Regions from separate parts of the Homo sapiens genome. Here regions 2 and 3 are each linked to region 1. The links are chromatin loops, found by intact Hi-C in ENCODE. Cell type or tissue: mammary epithelial cell. All regions are shown on one strand.

What was found. A loop is a pair of places that touch in the nucleus more often than their neighbours do. Peaks named below come from ENCODE experiments on the same cell type or tissue, not always from the same donor. Only the 100,000 strongest peaks of a DNase experiment are listed, where the experiment ranks them.
Region 2: a loop joins it to region 1, with 5 times the contacts of the local background. A loop is called at or near these places in 4 of 110 quality-filtered maps.
Region 3: it touches region 1 in a loop (5-fold over the local background); 2 of 110 quality-filtered maps call a loop at or near these places.

The regions. Positions count from the first base shown.
Region 1 is chr4:54,216,851-54,219,350 of GRCh38, forward strand. No RefSeq gene overlaps it. Among named protein-coding and RNA genes, the nearest start is that of PDGFRA, 11 kb to the right of the region's middle. In mammary epithelial cell, a CTCF peak has its summit at 1,140 (motif pointing left); a DNase peak (open chromatin) is centred at 1,011; H3K4me3 peaks cover 480 bases; H3K27ac peaks cover 237 bases.
Region 2 is chr4:54,011,064-54,013,563 of GRCh38, forward strand. The region is part of intron 5 of CHIC2 (cysteine rich hydrophobic domain 2); the gene reads right to left. Among named protein-coding and RNA genes, the nearest start is that of CHIC2, 52 kb to the right of the region's middle. In mammary epithelial cell, no CTCF peak of the experiment used is centred here; no DNase peak of the experiment used is centred here.
Region 3 is chr4:53,986,621-53,989,120 of GRCh38, forward strand. It overlaps the pseudogene RPL21P44. Among named protein-coding and RNA genes, the nearest start is that of CHIC2, 77 kb to the right of the region's middle. In mammary epithelial cell, no CTCF peak of the experiment used is centred here; a DNase peak (open chromatin) is centred at 1,441; H3K27ac peaks cover 760 bases.

The sequences.
Region 1 (2,500 bases):
CTCTAGAAGAAACACACCACTGGTCGTTCTTCTCTCTCTCTCTTTTTTTTTTTTTGAGACGGAGTCTCACTCTGTCGCCCAGTCTGGAGTGCAGTGAAACGATCTCGGCTCACTGCAACTTCCATCTCCCAGGTTCAAGCGATTCTTGTGCCTCAGCCTCCCAAGTAGCTGGGACTACAGGCATGCGACACCACACCCGGCTAATTTTTATATATTTAGTAGAGACGGGGTTTCTGCATGTTGGCCAGGCTGGTCTCGAACTCCTTGCCTCAAGTGATTCGCCTGCCTCGGCCTCCCAAAGTGCTGGCAATACAGATGTGAGCCACCGCGCCCGGCCCGTTCTTCTTACTTTTTTTTTTTTTTTTTTTTTTTTAATGAGACACAGTCTCCCTCTGTCACCAGGCTGAAATGCTGTGGCTCGATCTCTGCTCACGGCAACCTCTGACTCCCTGGTTCAAGCGATTCTCCTGCCTCAGCTTCCCAAGTAGCTGGTATTACAGGCATGCGCTAGCATGTCCAGCTAATTTTTGTATTTTTAATAGAGACGGGGTTTCACCATGTTAGCCAGGATGGTCTCGAACTCCTGACCTCGTGATCCGCCCACCTCGGCCTCGCAAAGTACTGGGATAACAGGCGTGAGCCACCGCGCCTGGCCTGGTTCTTCTTACTCTTAAAGACAGCTCAGACAGCAGCCCAAGAAGCCCCCCGCCCCGCCCCCCAAATCTCTTAGTTTGGGTAAAGCGCCCCGATTCCGTGTGGTCATGGCTTTATATTTGTCCCTCTTCCTGTTCAAATAACTTGTGCGCCTATATAGGGCCTGGCCCGCGGTGGAATGGACGCGGCTGCAGCTGGAATCGCATCACTCCCTCCTCCCCTCCCCCAGCACTGACATACGAGCCCCAGTGTCCTGAGGATGACTCCAAACAGCGTCGGACCTTCAAGTGGAACCTCAGGCTTGTTAAGGAGTGGCCTGGAACTGCACCAGATTTTAGGGGTGCCTGGGGAGGCTTAGAGATGGGAGACGCCCTGACTTGGTTCCTTTCCAGAACATTTGGGAACACTTGGCTTGGTTTCAGTCACCAAATGCGGACTCGCCCAGGGTGGACTTAGTTCTGAGGTGGCCTCTTGCTCCCTCTAGTGGTTTAGAAATCACTGCAGGCGGGTTAAAGACGGGTCTGGTTTTTCTCCGAGGAGGAATCCGCATTAACCATTTAGACATCTACTGCGCAGTGAAGTCAATTCATGACTACGTTTTTGAGCAATCCAATAATTAACCAAATGCACACACAATAAGGACTTTGGACCGTCTTGTGGATCCTTGGAGGACCTTGGGTTCATTTTACAATGCAAACCTAACAGGCTGTAAGTACCCAAGGGATAATTGAAAATATGCTTTAATCAAAGGCAATCACCCTGTCATTGTCAGCCTGTGAAACATTAGCTCGTGGAGCGGGATGAGAGCACGCAGTTCTCTTATCGCTCCAAGATAACTCCACCAGGATGACAGAAAAGCATCAGATTTGGAGATGTCACCAGTCTGGAGTCTCAGTTACATTCAAATTTCATGATAGCCTATCCTTGGGGAACTGAATTGTCTCTTTTGAACAAAGACAATTTCTTAGTTGAGTGAGTTCAGTCATTTTTTGATTCAATATCAGATCATTACAGTTCCTTTGGGACATAAAAACTATCGTTTCCAGAGGCAGAGGAGTGTACTTTGCTATGTTTGTACCTGCCCTACACACAAACTTCTTATGCAACATACATTTTCTGAATGACTTAAAAATAATAGCTGAATATGGCATCTTTCTTCAGAATTGCACGAAGCTTTAAATATCACCTACTGTGGGGTGCAGCGGCGCATGCCTGTAATCCCAGCACTGGTAAGGCTGTAATGGGAGAATTAGGCTTTGATTTTCGGAGTTTGAAACCAGCCTGGGCAACATAGGGAGACACTGTTTCAATTATAAATAAATAAATATCACCTCCTCAGAGAAGATTTCCTGAGGCAGCAGACCAGCTTGGGCTTCCCACAGTGACGATGGCCTCCCACAGCACTGGGTGACCACAGAGCACTAGTCACGCCTGCCATTTAATGAGGGCCTGGTTTGTTTTCCGTCTGTCTCCTCTGTCCAAAGCTGAGCTCCGTGGTTGGTTGTTTGTCCATGACAGCATGCCAGAGTCTAGCGCAGTGCCTGGTATAAGAGGTGCTGAATAAATATTTGTCAACTGATACAATCTAGGGGGGTAAATGCTGAGGAGACAGACAGCAGAGGAGAGCTGGTGCTGTTTTTTTTTTTTTTTTTTTTGAGACAGGGTCTCACTCTGTCACCCAGGCTGAAGTGCAGTGGTGCCATCTCGGCTCATTGCAACCTCCACTTCCCAGGCTCAAGCGATTCTCCTGCCTCAGGCTCCCAAACAGCTGGGATTGCAGGAGGTCACCACCACACCTGGCTAATTTTTGTATTTTTAGTAGAGACGGAGTTTCACCATGTTGGTC
Region 2 (2,500 bases), 210 kb before region 1:
ATTAAATAGATGGTGATTTAAAAATTATTTGATTTTAAAAGTTTCTAAGTCTAGTGAACTCATCATTCTTTTTCAGAAACTGTGTCTTGCTTGATATGACCTCCAGATTTCAATACTTCTACAAATTAGCTGTCTGGGCCAGGAATCTTCATTTTCACTCTTCAGTTCTCCTGGCTTTTGATCTGCCTCAATAAAGAAGATACACTTCTATACCTGGCTCAAAAATATTCCTGTCCTACTCTAGGTATCCTGCACTAAGGCTTAGCTGTCACATTTGCCACTCTCCTGACCTGTGATTTGCCTACAAAATATTCACTAGCTCCCTGTTAAAATACTTTCTCCCAACTAGCTTCTTCATTTGAGCTAGATTTTCCTGTTTCTCAGGTTTCTTATCTATAAAATAAAAGCATTGAACTAGATAACAAGATTCTTTGCAGCTTTAAAATTTGACAATTAAATGTTTAAACTACTTAGGAGTCAACATTAAATAAATAATTTTGTATTTCAAGTATGTCCTCAATCAGTCTTTATAATTTTAGTCCCCAGGTATGGGCATCCCCACACTTTATAATATACACTTTTAATACATAACATAAAATAAAGGCTATCTTTGCCTACATTTGAACTATTAGTTTTTAAATAATATATTCTACAAATTTTTCCTTCAGAAGCCACACATAGAGACTGGCCACTTGTCTCATTTATTCTAAATCATCCATCTCTACCATATCTGAACAAAGAAAAGTTAGTGCCAAGGTGGAATATATATATATATATTTTTTAGTATCTCCAATGTTCAAATTATAATCAAGGATAATTATTTTCTTTTAACAAAATTAAATTCCTGTAAGTTAAAGAAAAGTTGAAGAAAAGAGGGACACATGGTTAAAAAGGCCCAAATTCATTAGATAAAATGAATTTTATTTGCTAGTTTAACTTTTAAAATTCATTTTTATAAATTTTTTAAGCTACATTATTCTCACTTTCAACTATCACAAATATATATATATACTCTAAGAAAATCCAGCAGAACACATTTTTTCTCCCCAGCTTATTATTATTTTTTTTAAAGAGAGGTGGGTATTGCTATGTTACCCAAACTGTCTTTGTACTCCTAGACGCAAGTGATCCTGCTGCCTCAGCCTCCCCAGCTAGACTACTGGCATGCCCACTACACCCAGCTTTTTCCTGGCAATTGAAATATTTATTTTATCTTTACTACTCTTCTGGGTATCTTCTATGATGGAGTGAAAATAATATAATGGCTTTAGCAGAAGTGCTTAATTATCTAAAAATTCAAGGAAACTTATTTGACAAACAAAGCATATAGTTCAGAATGTTTTGGAAGGTTATAAATTATTTTATGAATAAATTATAGTCATATAGTTCTATCTGGAATTCATAGCATTGGGATAACTTTTATGTTTTCCTTTCCAAAGTAAATTTAGAAATGCATGAAAAAATTAATACCTCAGTTTTAAGCTTAGTGTTTGTGTTATAAATGTAGTAAATATTTTTTTCACTAAATTCTTTACATCTCCTATCCATCCCTCTCCCCAAAATATATACATAAACCCTCTATCTAAGATGAAAATACAAGAGTAGTCTCCTCACCTCAAAATGAGTTACTCAAATGTGTTATGATTATAAAGAAGTATCAAGTGTCTTTCTCATCATCATACATTAACATGTTTGATGTAGTAAAGATAAAATCTACATTATTTGGTTCATTGAATAAAGCTAGTCTAAGACATTTTAAAAATATTTTTTATGTTCAAGGCTAGAAATAGGATTTGACTGTGGGATAATGAAAGAACAGGAAAATGCTAACAGACAAAAATGATTTTATGATAATTTACAACTAAACACTGTTTTAATCAATATTTTACACATACACACGCACACATCTATGATGGCTATATTGTTTTAAAGAATAGACAAAATTCCTCAGAAATGTTGTAACAGGTACTTCACAAAGGCTCTGAGTTTTATTTTCAACTATTAACTTTTCCTTAGATCTTTTCTTTTAAAGTAATAACCTGGCCATATTTAAAATAAAATATCCAAGCTCAAAAGAGAATTAAAATTCTTAATTTTCTAGAGTATTCTGAAATTTTCAAAAGGAGAAAAACTGTTCAAGTAAATCATGGAGTCAGTAAATTAAATCCCATGCTGAGTAAGTTCTAAAATTCATTGTATATATATGCCAAATTAGATATTTTTTAACAAGTAAACACAAGATGATCAACATCTCATCTCCTGCTTACTTTTAATTTTTACAAAGCAGTATTCTAATAACACTTTAAAAGAGATTCTTTAAAGGGCACTGAGGTACGGGCAGTTAAAATCTATAAAGGGTAAAGGTTTCTTAAGCTCCAATGGCTTGGCTGAAAGGTTTTCTTCCATACTTGGAAACTTGATTAGCATTATATAAAAAAGCCATATCTGACTTGCTGCGTAACCAAAGTTGTGGTTATTCTTTATACAGCATCTAAAATTT
Region 3 (2,500 bases), 230 kb before region 1:
AGCTCAGGCTCCTTCCCACAAGCTTTCACAAAGTGCGCTTCTCTGGGTGGAGCAGGCTGGTGCTTCACTTGAACCCAGGTACCTTCCTCTTTGGCTTCTTTCTTTTTCTGATCATTTTCCTTCACACATTTCAGGAAGCTATCTCGGCTCTTACAGTGCTTAATGTGCTCAATATGCACATTAATTCTCTTGGCAAGAATCTTACCCTTGTTTACAACAATGCCAACAGCATGCTGGGGAACACTGTAGACTTTCAGTTTTGCCATGGTAACACTTGTGGGGCATTCCTTTTTGAACAGTATCCATTCCGTTGATGTGTACCATATCACCTTTCTTATAGATTCGCATATTTGTAACCAAAGGAACAAGTCCATGTTTTCTAAAAGGCCTAGAGAATGTATACCGGTGCCTCTCCTCTTCCCCCTTTGTGTTCATCATTGTGGCAAATTACTGGAAGGTGGCAGTTTTGGCCGAAAGGAAGGACTGCTTCCTTAACTTTCCTAACTCATATGTGTCTTGTGTTTGTTTCTGTTGTGGATTCTTAGTCACATGGCCTTGTTCTGTATGGTCTGCATTTTCAGGAAAAGCATCCCAGCCTAAGTGGCCCTTGTACCCGTGAAGAAATAGGCAGTGTCACTTTTACTTTGTGTTCTCCTTTCCTCCACCATTTCCTCCTAGTGTGTCCTTGTTTTCAGAAACACTAGACTGATTTTTAAAAATAATATTGTATACTCCGCCTCATTGCAAGAAGACTCAATCTGGCTTCTTCGCTCCATTCTTTTTTTTTTTTTTTTTTTTTGAGACAGAGTTCACTTTCTCGCCCAGGCTGGAGTGAAGTGGCGCAATCTTGGCTCACTGCGACCTCCGCCCCACAAGTTCAAGTGATTCTCCTGCCTCAACCTCCCGGGTAGCTGTGATTATAGGTGCCCACCACCACGCCTGGCTAATTTTTGTATTCTTAATAGAGACGGAGTTTCTCCATGTTGGCCAGGCTGGTCTCGAACTCCTGACCTCAGGTGATCCACCTGCCTCAGCCTCCCAAAGTGCTGGGATTACAGGTATGAGCCACTGCCCCTGGCCTCTTCCTTCCATTCTATCTGTTCTTTTTATTATTGCAGTACAAAGAAGTAAAATGATATCTCCCTCTCATCTTCTGCTCCTCACAGTCAGCCATGCCCCCACAACCTTGTCATCACTAGGAAAAGGAGTGTAGGAGGGCTCTCTTCACCCCCGACATTCACTTTTCAGAGCTGTGTGTTATTTTTAAGGATGCATCATGGCTTTGTGGGAAAGCCTTAGTGTGTGTGTGTGTATGTGTGTGTGTGTATGTATGTGTGTGTGTGTGTGTGTGTGTGTAATTCCAGTCAAAGGTAAGAGTGTTTAAAGCTTTTCTGTGTTGTGCTAAGCCCTTCTCCCTGAGTCTTCTCTCTTAGATACAGTGTGATTCATCTAACTCCAGTGACTAATGGCCATGCCAAGTACAGGGTGTTGGTCTCTGTTCTTTGGTCTCTCTCTCAGTGACTGAAGAGTGGACAAGGCACACAAAAGAGAGCTCTAAAGGCAGTCAATCAATACTGCAGACTGACTGACAATGGCAGTATTAAGTGCCATAGTGGTTGGGTTTACTGGAATGAGTGCAAAATAAGGACCAGAGCTGGCCAAATTAGCTTTACATAATAACACTAGGCAATTGGTATTGGAAGAGATGGCTAAAGCCCAGGCCACAGGATAAGCAGGTCCCTTCCAGCTTTGACTATAGTTTTGGTGTTTGTTTTTTTGTTTTGTTTTGTTTTTGTTTTTTTGTGAGACAGGGTCTCTATCTCCCAGGCTGGAGTGCAGTGGTATGATCCTGGCTCACTGCAGCCTTGACTTCCTGGGCTCAAGCAATCCTCCCACTCAGCATCCCAAATAGCTGGGACTACAAGCAGGCCACCACGGCTGGCTAATTTTTGTATTTTCTGTAGAGACAGGGTTTTGTCATGTTTTCCAGGCTGGTCTCGAACTCCTGAGCTCAAGTGATTTGCCTGCCTCAGCCTCCCAAAGTGCTGAGATTACAGGTGTGAGCCACCGTGCTCAGCCTTCACCTTTAACTATCTGTAGTTATTTAGCAAGTAGGACTTGGTCTGCAGCACAGCGGTAATTCCACTACTCTTTAACTAAAGTAAGAAGTAACAATGACACTCAGAATTATTTTTAATTTACTTTTGGTATATTCTAATTCATTAATGAGCAAACAACTGAAAAAAGAAGAAAAACATGTTAATCTTCCATCGTTATTGGAAAAAAACAGCTTTGTTGTAACTAAAATTTCATGTATTATTAATTTGAGACAAGGTCTCACTTTGTCACTGAGGCTGGAGTGCATGGAGTGCAGTGGTGTGATCATGGCTCACTGCAGCCTCAAACTCTTGGGTTCAAGCAATCCTCCCGCTTCAGCCTCTAAAATAACTAGAACTACAGGTATGCACCGCCATGCCAGGCTAATTTTTTAAATTATTTT